Linked DNA regions of Homo sapiens: region 2 is linked to region 1. A link is a loop called in an ENCODE intact Hi-C map of the cell type or tissue named here. Cell type or tissue: PC-3. All regions are shown on one strand.

Region 1 (8,000 bases):
CAGTCAAAATTATGTCCAGAAGAAAGAGACTTCTGTGGTTCTCTCTTAGGAGTAGGAAATTTGCTTAGAAGCAATCCCCAACCCCATGAGGTTTTCCCTGCTATCTCATTGTAAGCTGAAAATTCTTATTTACTAGACTATGAAATGAACATGATTGGCTCAGCCAGTTGTCTGGGGCAGGGTGAATACTGGGAAGTTGCCTTCATGTCCATTATTTTCTTCTCTTATTTATCTTACTCCAATCATGAACAGGAAGAACAGGGTTTAGTTAATGCAAGGCAATATAATTTGCAATTAAAAAAAAATAGAGGGTTTCGCTTTGCTGCTGGAGCCCAGTGGCATGATCATGGCTCATTGCAGCCTCAACCTCCTAAACTCAAACGATTCTCTCACCTCGGCCTCCTGAGGAACTGGGACTATAAGCATACCCCACCACACCCAGCTAGTTTTTTTGATTTTTTAAGTAGAGGTAGGGTCTCACTAAATTGCTCGTCTAGAACTCCTGATCCCAATTGATCCACCCACCTCAGCCTCCCAAAGTGTTGGGATTACAGGCGTGAGACACTATGCGTGGTCAGGATTTGCAATTCTCGATCATGCTTACAAGTAGCCTACCTATAGTCAGATCTAGAGAATAAATAGGAGATGATATTGAGAAATAAAAATAAAATTCCAAGCTTCCCAAATGACTGAAAGGACCCCCTCTTGGCCAAGGGGACCCTAGAGAAACCTTAAAAACTGAGTTCTTAGCCATGGCAGGGTAGGAAGTCAGACACACCTCATTATATCCCCTCCCTCACTAAACACCGTTAGGCTTTCTTCCCTAAGGGTTAAACAAAACCAGTCCTTTTGAAAGACTGGGTCCTCCACTGATATCAACCAACTGCCTGATGCTGCCCCTCCTTTTTGTGACTTCAATACAGCAGCCAACCAGCATTTCTTCCTGATAAAAGACCGTTGACCATGGGATGGTTCTGGACAGTCTTTGAAGGCTATGCACAGAGGGCCTTTTTGTCCTCTGCTTCACATTTGGCTGTATAGGCCCTAATTGTAATACATTTAAATGTTAAGTCTCCACCCCAAAGTGAACATGAGGTACATGCTGTGTACATGTTAGCCTACTACACATGCCCATGCCTCCCCTTCACAAATGTTCACAGCTCCTCCTATAATCTGTGGGATATGTGTAGTTGGCAACCCCTATCAACATATATCCTTGTCTTATTCTTCCCAGCCTCAAGGTGCCTGTTTTTGGCTTCTGGCAGGAAGCTACATTTTCCAGCCTGTCAGAATGGCCATCTTGCAGGCTGCAACCTTTATGAGAAATAAAACTCTCCTTTCCAAATTTCGGAACCTTGGGTTGGGTGTGGTGGCTCATGCCTATAATCCCAGCACTTTCGGAGGCCAAGGCAGGTGGATCCCTTGAGCTCAGGAGTTCGAGATCAGCCTGGGCAACACGATGAGACCCTAAAAAAAAAAAAAAGAAAAGAAAAAAAAAACAATTTATGAACCTTGTCATTCTTCAGTTGACAATCAATGTGCAATGTTTGAAGTTTCTTTAAAGATGAGCTTTGTAAGGCAGATCTTATAAAGGCAAATGTACATTCCCATCGCTGACTTAGACATGAGTGTTTGCTACCAGGTGAATGGTGTCTGTTAATGGTCTCACCTGTGAATAAATGAGAGAAACAAGTATATAGGGCACTGTGATATTGTGATTATAATACTATATTATAAGAAATATATCCTTCCAACCCCCATTTTCTAGCACGCAGCTTCTACAACCTCTGGAATCTCTGAAGTGATATATCTTTTTACATGCTGATGAGATGACTAATGGCTGGTGGCCCCTAGATAGCTGCAGGGTGGGGGCTGGTTTCTAGGGGAACCAGTCATGTGATTAGAGAGTTGTAACTTTCAGCCCCACTTCGTGACTGAAGGTTGAGTTGATTACCAATGGCTGATGATTTAATCAATCAGGCCCGCATAAGGAAGCCTTCATAAAAACGCAAAAGGACAGGGTTCAGAGAGCTTCCGAGCTGCTGAACACATGCAGGATGACCTGCTGGAGAAGGCATGGACACTCTGCCCCTGTCCCCCATGTCTTGCCCTAAGCATCTCTTCTGTTTGGCTGTTTCTGAGTTGCATCCTTTTATAATAGATCATAAATGTAAGTAACATGTTTTCTGGAATTCAATGAGCTATTCTGACAAATGATTGAGCCCAAAGGGAGGTTATGGGAGTCCTTCAATTTATAGCTGGTGAGTTAGAAGCACAGGTCACAGTCTGGGGCTTGTGACTGGTATCTGAAGTGTGGGTAGTCTTGTGGGAATGAGCTCTTAACCTGTGGGGTCTGACACTGTCTCCACATAGATAGTCTCAAAATTAACCTAAGTTGTAGGGCACAGTTGAGTTAAATTTTAGGCAGTTGGTGTCTGTCAAAGAATTGATGTGTACTGAGGGAGTGTGAGTAAAGAGAGGTAAAACAGTTGTTTTTTCCTTACTCAGTCATAAATATATGATCCACATGTTAATTAATTTTCTGAGGTATAGCAGGTAAGAATCCAGGCTTTGGGTTCAGACTGATGTGAGTTTCCTCATCTGTAAAGTGAAGATAATATTTTCTACCTTGCTAGGTGGTTGTAAAATTAAACAAAATGGGCCAGGTGCGGTGGCTTACGCCTGTAATCCCAGCACTTTGGGAGGCCAAGGCAGGCAGATCACGAGGCCAGGAGTTCGAGACCTGTCTGGCCAACATGGTGAAACCCCGTCTCTACTGAAAATACAAAAAAAAAAAAAAAAAAAAAAATTAGCTGGGCATGGTGGCAGGTGCCTGTAATCCCAGCTACTTGGGAGGCTGAGGCAAGAGAATTGTTTGAATCCGGGAGACGGAGGTTGCAGTGAGCCGAGATTGTGCCACTGCACTCCAGTCTAGGTGACAGGACGAGATTCCATCTCAAAAAAAAAAAAATATTAAATGAAATGATGTATGTGAAGAAGTTTGTGCCCAGTAGTGTTCCTGATACATAGAAAGTATTCAATAAATGATTTTTTTAACTTTTTTTTTTTTTTAATAAAAAGTACTCAGTCTGACCTATGAAAAAGTGTTAAGTACTACTTGGAGGTATCCCTGCATTTCAAGTGTTTTTGTTGACTACAGTTGCAATGATACAATATTTGCCAGCCAAATAAAATATTTCCCAATGGATATATACTGAAAGTAGCAAACAAATAAAGTGTAAACATATGACTTAACTTGCATGCTTTACATAGAAGCATAGTTATATTTAGCTTAAGACACAACTAAGGTATTTCATTCTTTAAATGTATATATTACAGTATATAATTTAATCTCAGTAAAATAGAAAAACATTTTTATGACATATTTCTAATTCATTGTTATTTTATTACTTATACATATGATACATATTTATTTCTAAAACAAATATATGTCTTTGGCCACCTATTTTATTTTCTTGGGATACAGGCGGTACATTACTCATGAATGGCAGTGTGTGTCAGTTATTTATCTTTCCAAAGTATCTAAAAGTGAATGAAGCTTGAATTGGGCAAGGAAGTATCATAAATTAAAAAGTGAATCTCTAAGAAAAGCTGGAAAAAGGTTTGAATAAAATTAAAGTACATTTTGCCATAAAATGTAACTGTCAAAGTGGCATGAACCCAAATATGAATTAGAATTGAATTGAATTTGTATTTTTATCTGCACTAAAGAATCATTTTGAAATCATTGATCTTGGCCAGCTTAAATCTTTATTTTTCTGATAACATGTCAATCAGGTATAAAGGTGGTGAGAGACAATTTAAACCTGTGCATTTATTTGTCAATAAAACCTATGGTCTTATTGGTTTTTTCTCAGTTGCATTGTTTTATCATGTCAATATTTCATAAGATTATATGACTGACTAATGGGAATAGCTATTACCACTGTTGATGTACTTTGAAAATAGCAATCTATATTTTATGGACCAGAAAGAAACAAAATATGTACCTTTGACCTTATTGAGCATAAAAGTAAGTTAATGTAAATGAAATTTATCTATTATTTCACCTATTCACAATTAGCTTCTTATAGCCTCAGGAATAAACATTAGAATGGGTAATTTACCCTTTTTGGGTTTGTAAGAATGACTTATGAATCTCAAAATTCTTCAAAAGGCAACTTAGAGAGCAGAAATACCTTAATGCAAGCCGGAAAAAAACAGACAATGGGCATTTTTGCATAAGTCTTTTTCTCATTAAAGTGATTGATGCATATTTTCTGTGGACATAAAAGATAAAAACACATAAGCCAAAGGAAAGCAATCCTGTTCAATCTAATATCCAGAGACACCCACGGTTAATATCAGTGCATATCCTTCTAGTCTTTTTTCCATACATAAAATTCCTTTTCCAAAAATATATTCTATATGTTATGTAATAACCTGATATTTTACCAAATGAAATTCTGTACTTTCTATGTTATGTATATACTTTGTCAAGAAACTAATAAGCTGAAGCAGTTCATTTTTACTATACCATTTTTCTCCATCTAATTCCTTGCTTCTTGTGTTTAATCACTTGAGCATGTGGCTTATGCAGCTAGATAATTTGCTTTTATAAAATACCCTGTGTTCTCTAAGTGTTTTTTTTTTTGCACTGATTTGTCGGTTGTTATAGTTAAGTTGTAGTTTAAATATACTTTCAATATAATGTAAAGGTTTTTCCCTGCAATACATCTCCACACAAAATTGGAATATTTTAATCAGATTTTTATTTGTAAAACATGGTTAATTGTTAGATTTAAGGCCATGCCCATAGCTATTTTGGTGAATATGTCTGGGGAACGTGTGTAGTTGCCAGCTTCCAAGATGGTGCCCAATGATTGTTGCTTCCTGGTATTCACACCGTTGTGTAGTCCCCTCCCACGCTGAATAGAACTGAGCTGTTCACCAAAAAGTTATTGTGGTTGTGTGACTCCCAAGTCTAGACTATGAAAGGCATTATAGCTTTCTTCTACCTTCCTCTCTTTTGTACCCTCATCCTGGGGGAAGCCAGCTGCTATGACATGAGTACATTGAGTGGATCTATGGAGGGGTTCATGTGTCAAGGAACTGAGGCCTTTGCCAATAGCCATCTGAGTGAACTACTTGGAAATGAATCCTCTGGCCCCAGTCAAGCCTTCAAATGATTGCAGCCCTGGCTGACAGCTTGTCTGTGCCTCTTGAGAGACTGTGAGCCAGAACCAACAGCTGAACGGTTCTTGAATGCTTGACGTACAGAAACTGTGTGAGATAGTAAATGTTTACTTTTTGCTTCAGACCTTTAAATTTTGGGGGAGTAATTTGCCATGCAGTAATAGATAGCTGGTATAAACTGAAAGTAGAGACATGTATTAAGTATTTTCTGAAATAAAAATAGCTTAGGAGAATACTGTATTTTATCAAGAGCTCAGATAAGGTTTAACTATACTTACTAATGCAAAGTGTAGAATTTGAAGGGCAACAATATCTTTAACTTAAGACATTTTATGTCATTGAAGTTTTGATCTAAGTTTTTCTCCTTAGTTTTTATAGTTATGATCAACAGAAAACATATTCAAAGGAAATAAACAATAATATCAACATTTCAATAAGAGTCTTTATGTGTATATGATAAAACTTTTTTTGAAATTTATGTACCTTTTATTTTATCACAATATTATGAGTCATACATAATTGCTGTGATCCAGGAAACCCATAGACACAAAACCAAAAGCTACACATTTTTCTTTTTTGTCTCCCATCTTACGTCCAATGGTAACAAGTTAGATAAACAGTTTGGTGTGTATCCTTCTATAGTCCTTTGGTCATATAGAATTAGGTAAACATATAAATATAGTAATTTTGCCTTTTTTACAAATGTAAAATCATGCTCTACATACTACTTTGCAATATATTGTTTAGAGAAAGTATGTATAGTACAGATAGGTCTAATTTATTTTAAAAAAACTCCTCGATAGTTTATAGAAGAGGTTAGCAAACTATGACTTATGGGCCAAATTTGTCCTGTTGCCTATTTTTATATGGTTTATGAGCTAAGAATGGCGTTTACATTTTTGAATGATTGGGGGAAAATTAGAAGAATAGTATTTCTTGATGTGAAAATTACATGAAATTGAAATCACAGTGTCCATACAAAAAGTCTTATTGGGACACAATCATGCTCATTTTTTTTACATATTGTCTCAACTCACTCGAGTAGTTGCAACAGGAATATTGCAAAACCTAAAATATTTCCTTTCTGGCTCTTTACAGAAAACATTTGCCAGTTCCCAGTCTACACTTACACTGTCCAATGGAAATACAATGCAAACCAGAAGTGTAATTGTAAGTTTTCTAATGGCCACAGTTTTTAAAATAAGAATAATTAATTTTAACATTTTATGTTTTAGTTAACTAGAACATTATCATTTCAGCATGTACTTAATATAAAACATTATTGAAATTTTTTACACACTTATTTTTTACCATAAGTCTCTAATATCCAGTATAGATTTTACACTTCTAGCACATCTTGGATAGCCACATTTCACATGTGACTAGTGACTACTGTATTGGGCAGTGTAGTTCTGTACTGCAGATATATCACAGTTTTTAAGTATATAGCTTGCTAATATACATTCATGTTGTTCTGAGTTGCTATTGTCATTATAAGCATTGGTATCCTTATAAATATTTATTTCTAAGAAATATAGAGTCCCAGAAGAGGAATTGCTGAATAAAAGACGTGCACTATTAATTTTAATAGATACAAGAAATTTGTTTTGGGAATGAGATTCAAATGTAAAAGCATGCTGATTGTAGTTTGTCACAAAAAGTTTTTTGTGTTCTTTATAGAAGAAATAACATTTTCATTGGCACTTTAAAATCTGTATTAAATAAAATCCCCATTTTTTGTTTGTTTGTGTGGTAACTGGCTTAGTCTGTGCCAGCTGCTATAACAAAGATATCATAAAACTGGATAATGTATAAACAACAGAAATTGGTTTCTCATAGTTCTGGAGGCTGGGAAGTCCAAGATCAAGGGACTGGCAGATTCAGAGACCCACTTCCTAGGTGGCTGTTTTTTCCCTGTAACCTCACGTGGCAGAAGGGGTGAGAGATGTCTCTAGAGGCTTTTTTTGTAATCCCATTCATGAGGGCTTTGCTCTTATGTCCTAATCACTTAGCAAAGGCCCTACATTTTAATACTATCACCTAGGTGGCTAGAATTTTAATATATGAAATCATGGGGGGACATAAACATTTAGTCCATTGCATTCTGCTTTTGTTCTCCCCAAATCATGTCTTTCTCACACACAAGATACATTCAGTTCATATCAATAGCCCCCAAAGTCTTATCTCATTCTATCATCAACTTAAATGTTTAAAGTCCAAAGTCCTATCTAAATATCATCTAAATTAGGTATGAGTGAGACTCAAGGTATGATTCATTCTGAATCATGTTGCTCTTTGGCTGTGAATCCGTGAAATCAAACATATAATGTGCTTCCAAAATATAATGGTGGGAGAGCAAACAACATTAAACCTTGAGTCTTTTTAAGTAAAAAAGCTTTTTAGAGACAGAGTCTCACACTGTCACCCAGGCAGGAGTGAAGTGGTGCAATCATAGCTCACTGTAACCTCAAATTCCTAGGCTCAAGTGACCCTCCTGCCTTATTTGAAATTGTGTAAATTAATACATTTTGATATATCTTCATTACAGAGCTACACTCTTCAATACAGTAATCACTAACCACACTTGAAATGTGCTATTCCAGATGTGCTATAAGTATCAAATCTATACTGGATATTAGAGACTTAGTATGAAAAATAAAATCTGAGTAGCTAGGACTACAGACACATGACACCACACCCAGATAACTTTTAAATTTTTTGTAGAGATGGGGTCTTGCTATATTGTCCAGGCTGGTCTTGAACTCCTGGCCTCAAGTTATCCTCCCACCTTGGCCTCCTAAGGT
Region 2 (8,000 bases), 150 kb after region 1:
GGCTGGAATTGTTGAAAGTGTTAGTATATCATTTTACATATGAAATTCATTTTGTTTATTCTGAAACTAACCAACAATACCTTAAAAACTTATGTAAACGGAAATATCTGTTATTTGACTTTTTTCCCCCAGCACTGGCCTCACACAGGCACTCTAATGATTATTTGTCAAAGTCACACTGTTTGCTTACAAGGTATGAAGGCTTTTTAGACACTATAATGACGGCTCTTGATTCACTTGATAATATTTAGAATAAGCCATAAAAGCTGATCTCTGAACGAACAGACCGCTTTTATTGGCTTTTAGTGCTATTACTGCTGTCATAAGTGGAAAATTGGCCTAATGCAAGCAATAATGCTGTGTCATACTTCAAAACTGCTACTTGGTTTTATGGTTTATTTCTTCTAATGAAAGTATGGTCGAGTATGGGGAGGATCTCACCACCTCCCGAGCTTCAGGGCATGATGCCACCTCAGTCTAAGATTCACTTAAGAAACAGGGAGGGGTGTGCTTGAGGATGGGTGGGAACTTGCTTAATGTCACAGGTGTGTGCCCATTTTTTATACAAATGGTTGTTGAGATCTATGTGCCAGGTACAGGAGACGAAAGGGCAAGACAGATCTGATTAAGGTGGAACTCAGTCTTAATCAGAGGAAGATGATTGAGACCCTACTGGCCAGATTTCATTAGCCCTCTCAATGTTTTAAATTTTTGTTGAGCTACAACTTACATAAAATAAAGCGCGCAAATCTTAAGTATATACATTGATCCGTTTTTACAAACGTGTACACCTATCTAACCACCACCCCATCAAGATAAAAAACACTTCAGCAACATAGACAGCTCTCATCATTTCCCCCGCCTCCCAGTCAGCAGCACCTTTGCCCCCAACTTCTTCTATTACAATTATTTTGCCTGTTCTTATATAAATGGGCTCATAGTGTATATTCTTTTATTTATATCTAACTTTATTTGTCCAACGTTTTGTCTGAAAGATTCATTTACATTCTTGTGTGTACCGGTAGTTCAAAAATTGCTTTGTAGTACTCCATGACAGGACTACATATGTGTATGTACCCAACCTATTCTTGAGGAACATTTAGGCTGTTCCCAGTAGTTGGATATTATGACTGAAGCTGATATGAACATTTTTTGGTTGACATAAACACTGGGGAGGAAGCCCAGAAGTAGAAATAATTGTAGAATGGGAAGACTTTTAGCTTTAGGTGGATACTGCCTAGCAGTTTTCCAGAATGGTCCCAATTTATACATCCGTCAAGACTGTATGAGAGTTCAGTCACTCTGTGCTGTTGTCAGCATTTAGTGTTTTCAGGTGCAATATTGTTTTAATAGATTTGAATGCCTTTATTGACTACTTGCACAGAAAATATACTTGGCTCTAGAATATGTCTTTTATGTACAACTGAGCCTGTATGATGGATATGCTAGGGCATATCCAACCTGGTTGGAACCCAGGTTTTGAAATCAGAGACATCTAAGTTGGTGCTCTATTTCTACCAAGTAATAACTAGGAGGCCTTAACAAAGTCACTTATGTTTCCTATGCCTCAGATTCTTCTTCTATAAAGGATAGCAAGCCACCTCAAATCAAAGGGTTGTTGTAAAAACAAATGAAATAACAATTGTAACGTAGAGAGCTAGTGTTTGACATGTATCTGGAGCTCAATGAATAGTTTCTTTCTCCTCTTCATAGTGGTCTGGGTGGTCAAGGAAAACAGTGAAGTGGCTCTGAGAAAATCCGTCTATATGTAGATGCCTATCAGTATCTAATTTTCTCCCTTGTCAAGCTTTCTCCCTTTCCTAACATCTTCTCATTTGCCCAAGCCTGACTTCCAAATGACATACTAGATAGATTATTTCCTCTGTTTCACTCACTACATGCAATCATGACAACAATAAGTGCCATTCCATATTTTTATTTAGCAAGTGCACTGTGATAAATGCTTTGCATGTAGTGTTTCACAAGAACCCTGCAAAGTACATATTATTATTTTCATTTTACAGATGGGAAGAAACCAAGACTCTGAGAGATCAAACAAATCATCCTTGAACACATATGGAGTGGGTGATACAGCTAAGATTTGAAACCAAATCCATTCGATTCCAATGGTCATTTGATTAACTACAATTCTGTATATCACACTCGTCAGAAAGACCTCTGGACTTTATCTCCTTCACATCTCTGAGTACATTGTCATTTTCTCTTCATCCCCTGTACCACACACAAATCTTGTGCACTTTCTCAGTTCTCCTCCACTACTTTCTTCTTGCCAAATGTGTCACCCCATCATCACCTTTCCTGGCACTCTTGATGAGCTCCCAGTCCAGACGGAATCTGGGTTGAAGGCTCAGATTTGCGTTGCTCTCTTGCGCTACATGCTGAGTCCTATTTGCATTAAGCAGCTCCTCCATTTCTGCATTTACAGATGCAAACACACACCCTGGGGTGTGGAATCAGGCTTCCTGAGTAGTTGCCAAGGAGCTGGATGGCATAAATGCCATCCCTCTTTTCCTTCCATGGGCTGTTCTGGGGCATGGCTTCTCCTTGCATATCTTTTGGAGAAGTCTCCTGGGCTGCACAACTACACCTGCCAAACCACCTGCTGTGTCATATCCTGGTTCTTTGTCAAATGGTGGCCAGAAGAGAAAGACATCATATTGCTTGAGATCCTGTCTTTGCTCCATTACTGTAGTTGTTTTTTAGGGTTGCTGTAACAAAGTACAACCTTGGTGGTTTAAAACTCTCCCAGTTCTTGAGGCCAGAAGTGTGAAGTCAGTTTCACTGGAGCAAAATCAAGGTGTCAGCAAGGCTGCACTCCCTCTGGAGCCTCTGGCAGATAATCTATTTTTTGCCTCTTCCAGCTTCTGGGGGCTGCCTGCATTTCCTGACCTGTGACTGCTGCACTCCAATCTCTGTCCCCATGGTTGTATCATCATCTCCTCTTCTGTGTGTGTCAAATCTCCCTCCTCCTCTCCCTTAAAAAGATGTTTGTGATTAAATTTAGGTGCCACTCATGTGATCCATGTAATCTCTCCACGTCAGGATCCTTAACTCAGTCACATCTACGAAGACCCTTTTTCCTTAAGAGGTAATATGTACAGGTTCCAGGAATCAGGACCTGACATTCTGGGTGGCCATTATTCAACCTACTACATTTACCTTGTTTCTTACCCTTACCACCCTAGGCATGTAACTCTCAAATAAGGCATCAATACTTTCACCCTTGCCTCAAGCCCTGCTTTCTAGGGGAGCTGAGCTGAAGCATTATCTCTACTTTTGCCTGTATTGAATGTTGGGACTCAGAAAACGATATCCTAAAATGAAGGTCTCAGAAGCAGCCTCAGAAGCAAAGGTTCTTCTCTGTCCTCCTTTCTCTCAGTCTCATTCTCCTCTGAGGCTGGCCATAGAAACTAGAATACCTCTTCCCCAAGGCAGGTCTCCAAAGCCAGCCATAAAACCTAAAAACATTACTCTTAGTTTCCCCCGCCTTTCTGTGTAAAACCCGGCCATAGAGACATGATCTGACCTAACTTGTTTGACTGTAGGTCATGAAACACCCATCCCAGAGACGGTACTGCCCCACACCCAGAAGGAAGGGACGCTGCACAGAAAGTCCAAGAAGAATCTAAACAGATAGGACTTGCTGGGTTTCCCTACTCAGTCTACTAGCATTAGATCATATCATACCCTTTTTGTGTGATCGTATTTCTACACAGCTGTACATAGTTTGTTAAACTTACGTATAAAAAAATGACAATTTCCTTTGTATCTTTGGGTCTTCATGCTGAAGGATCTCATGTACATGTTAATAAATTTTGTATGCCTTTTCTCCTGTTAATCAGCCTTTTGTGAACTGATTTTTCAAGGATGTTTCAGAGGGTAAAGAGGAAATTTTCTCTTGGCCCCTACAATTTTAGTGTAGTTGTCAGGATGCCAGAAGGATCATATTAAAGTTCACATCTGATCATGTTCCTCTTCTGCATAAATTTCTTCAAGGTAACCTCCCCAGATTCGTGTCAATGCCCTAAATTCTTGGTTACAGGAAGGCATTCAGGAACCTCCTGATCTTATCCATTCTCTCTCAACTTCATTATTTGACTCTCCTCTGTCTAATGGGTACGATCATAAGCTTCAGAATTAAACCCCGTTTTCTAGAATTCTGTCTTTACCATTTTCTAGGCAAGTAATCGTGAACAGGCCACTTAGTTTCTTGGGTTCTCTGACATGCATTTTCCTTAAAGTCTCTTTAATAGTAGTGGAGGTGATAAAATGAGATCATATAAGTGTCTAGCACAGGGTAAAAGCTCAAAACAAACAAACAAATTGCTCTAGTTATGTCAAATCATACACAGGAATCTAAACGTCTGATATTTTATGTCTCTCGGTATTTATGCACGATGGTTCTTCTCCCTGAGGAATCCTCACCATCATTGCTTTTTGCCCCACCTCAAGTGAACTCCTTCTCGTCTTTGGAATTCCGATAGAGAATCCCATCCTCTGCAAAGCTTTCTCTGATTCCAGCAGTTCAAAATTCTTGCACATATGAATCATAAGTGCACCTTGTTTACAATGCAAATTCTTTAGCTTCAGCCACAGAAATTCTAGTTCATCATACCTTGGGTGAGGCCCATGAAATCTTCAGTTTTAAAAAGCATCTTGGGTAATTTTTGATTGTACAGTAACACCCTGTGTACTGCACAAGGCCAGTCCTGGCTTAGGATGGAAGTCCACCTGGACAGACACATTACCAGAACACCAGGGGTGCAGTCTAGGTCCCTTTGCTTGTTGCATATAAAGCCAATCACTGAGACAAGTACAGCCAGGGAAGAAGGCTTTTTTATTCAGGTGTTTCAGCTGGGGAAATGGGTCAGGGAACCAAAATCTGTTACTCAACAGATTGCTCCCATCTCCTGGGATGCAGTAATCAAAAAACCCTTCTTTCCTGGCAGTATTTGCTGTCTCAGGGATTGGCTTTCTGTGCAGTGAGCAATGGGACCTAGAAGGAACACCTGGTGTTTCAGTAACAGACACACCACTTAAGAAGATGTATCCACCACATGGAATCTGATGTGCTCCCCTATCAAATTCCCAAATGCTAATGTGTCTTAAACCTACCACTTAAACTTTGTAAATCCGATCATGTTAGTTACAGAAGCTAATGATTTTCCCTATCTCTCAAATGGAAATTTAAAGTCATATCATGGCCTGCAAGGCCTGCTATGATTGGGCCCTGAGCCTCTGGTTTTAGCTCTTATCACTCAGCCTGGTTCATTCTATTTTGTTGGCTTTGAACATTCCAAGCAGTCTCCTGAATCAGGAACTTTGCACTTGCTATTTTCTATGCTGGAAATCCTTTCTTTCTAGATCTAAACATGGTTCTTGCCCTCATTTCATTCTGCTTCTGCCAGGATGCTGCCAAATAAGAGAGGCCTTCCTCGACTACCTTGTCTATGCCCTTCTTGCTTATTTGTCACCAGACTTACCACAGACTTGTTACTTTACTTATTGCCTCCTATTCCTGACTAAAATACAAATATCTATGACTGTTTGGTTTATTCCTTATGAAGGATGACCATAGCAGTGCCTGGAAAAGAGAGGTGTAAATATTTGTAGAATTCATGAATCTGCCAACATTCTCTCCCCAGGATGAAATAGTAAAAGGGGTAATAAAAGATGACTCTTATAACCATTGAGTGTCCAGGCAGGCCTGTCACTCAGAATAAGAAAAAAATGGAGCAGGAGACTGAAAAAACAGTTGATTACATCTCAATCACAAGACGTTGAGGCTAGTGACTCAGGAACCTCAGTATGATTCTCTCCACCAATAGGTCTTGGGTATATTAATAATAAAGTCAAGAAAATGCATTTATCTTGACATCAACAGTAGCACTAGGTGGTTGTGAGCATAAGCAGTCCTGTGGCAGGAGATGCCAGTGAATCCCAGCTTCATCAGGAATGAAGACACTGAAATAGATTTGCGGGAACCTTGTAAACTCATGCAGTCCTCTGATTGATTGCTTTTTGGTTGGTCTGTGTTTTCAATGCACTGTGCCTGGCAGATAGTAAATGCTCAATAGTGGCTGAATGAATAGGGCCTGGACTTTGGAGAACCTGAAACTGGATGGTTATTGTTCAGGCTGACGAATACTGAAATTCTCCCTGGATACTGTAGAATTGTTCAAAGAGCAAGGGCCTTGAAGAGAGGATTTGAATCCCACATACAGCATCAAATTACTTTGAGGTCAGTCTCAGAACTAGACAGAACTGGGTTGAAATCACAAATGTCAGCCTCCCCTAGCCTCTGTTACCTCATCTATACAATGAGCTTGGTTGTGTCCACCACCTACCTGGTTCTTGGGCAGATTAAAGGGATTCATGCTGGGGTCAGGCTTTTGGAGCTATTTTCACAATAACATTTGGGTTTGGATGACTGCATTTCAAAGGGTTTCAAGTTAGAATCTTGATTTCATACAGAGTAACAGAGAATAAAGAGTATGTAATGCTTATTTTTTGTAAAAAAAAAAAGAGAGAGAAGAAAAAGAAAAAGGCAAATATGGCCAAATGTTAACATCTGTTAAATCTGGATGGTGAGTACATAATGTATTTTTAAGAGAATGTGTAAAATGTCAATAATCAAGTATTTAATACATGTGCTATTAATAATCTTAAGATTATTAACTCTGCTTTACTTCTGATCCCTGATCTCTAGTTTTCCCACCACCCTACTGTCATACAGAAGGGGTTTCCATGCCTTTGGGTGGCAGAGGTATTGGCTATTGGTTTTTTAAAATCCTGGAATGAACTTGGTTTTAAACCTCAGTTGGACTGGTTTTCATGAGTGCAACTCTTAAAACTGTTACAACGTTCTAGTTAAAATTTCATGAAAGCAAGAGTCACAGTGTATTTCATTTATAGGTTTTATCTAATTAGAGAGACTTAATGAATATTAACTACCAAGAAATGTGTTAATAGTAATTAGGACAAGGCCAAGATAAGTGTACTTGCTAATCCCTACGATTTATTTCTGTAAACTGCTCTACAATTTTATAGAGTGAAGTTAGCCTTGTTCCAAGTTGTAAACTAATAAAGTTTGCATTTGAGTTTTCATATGTTTCCAGCAAGACTCTATTAAACTTTCTAAAAACAAAAGCAAAAACAAAAAGAGAACCTCTCACTTTGAAGAATGACAAGAGATTGGAACCCATTTACTCACACAGCAAAGACATGGCATCAACCTAAATGCCCATCAATGATAGACTGGATCAAGAAAATGTGGTACATATACACCACGGAATACTATGCAGCCATAAAAAAGAATAAGATCATGTCCTTTGCAAGGACTGAATGGAGCCAGAGGACATCTTCCTTAGAAATTAACACAGGAACAGAAAACTAAACACTGCATGTTCTCACTTATAAGTGGGAGCTAAACAATGAGAACACATGGCCACAGGGAGGGAAACAACACACACTGGGGCCTATTGGAGGGTGAAGGGTAGGAGGAGACAGAGGATCAGGGAAAATAACTAATGGGTACTAGTCTTAAAACCTGGGTCATGAAATAGTCTGTATAACAAACCCCCATGACACAAGTTTACCTATGTAACAAACCTGCACATGTACCCCTGAACTGAAAATAAAAGTTAAACAAAAAAGAGTAAATGGCATTGGTGTAACTGATTCATGTGCTTTTGAAGTTTCATTAACAATGTTACATGGGTTAAACTTAAATCACTGCAGTTCCAAATTACCTATTTTTTTATTTTTTATTTTTTACTTATTTTTTTTTAACTTTTTTTTTCTTTTATTATTATACTTTAAGTTTTAGGGTACATGTGCACATTGTGCAGGTTAGTTACATATGTATACATGTGCCATGCTGGTGCACTGCACCCACTAACTTGTCATCTAGCATTAGGTATACCTCCCAATGCTATCCCTCCCCCCTCCCCCCACCCCACAACAGTCCCCAGAGTGTG

What was found. Peaks named below come from ENCODE experiments on the same cell type or tissue, not always from the same donor. Only the 100,000 strongest peaks of a DNase experiment are listed, where the experiment ranks them.
Region 2: it touches region 1 in a loop (3-fold over the local background); 1 of 110 quality-filtered maps calls a loop at or near these places.

The regions. Positions count from the first base shown.
Region 1 is chr3:70,131,302-70,139,301 of GRCh38, forward strand. It overlaps a transcript of SAMMSON not described here. Among named protein-coding and RNA genes, the nearest start is that of SAMMSON, 140 kb to the left of the region's middle. In PC-3, no CTCF peak of the experiment used is centred here; no DNase peak of the experiment used is centred here; H3K27ac peaks cover 1,053 bases.
Region 2 is chr3:70,277,240-70,285,239 of GRCh38, forward strand. All of the region lies in intron 2 of MDFIC2 (MyoD family inhibitor domain containing 2), which reads right to left. It also overlaps a transcript of SAMMSON not described here. Among named protein-coding and RNA genes, the nearest start is that of MDFIC2, 31 kb to the right of the region's middle. In PC-3, no CTCF peak of the experiment used is centred here; a DNase peak (open chromatin) is centred at 4,632; H3K4me3 peaks cover 353 bases; H3K27ac peaks cover 2,334 bases.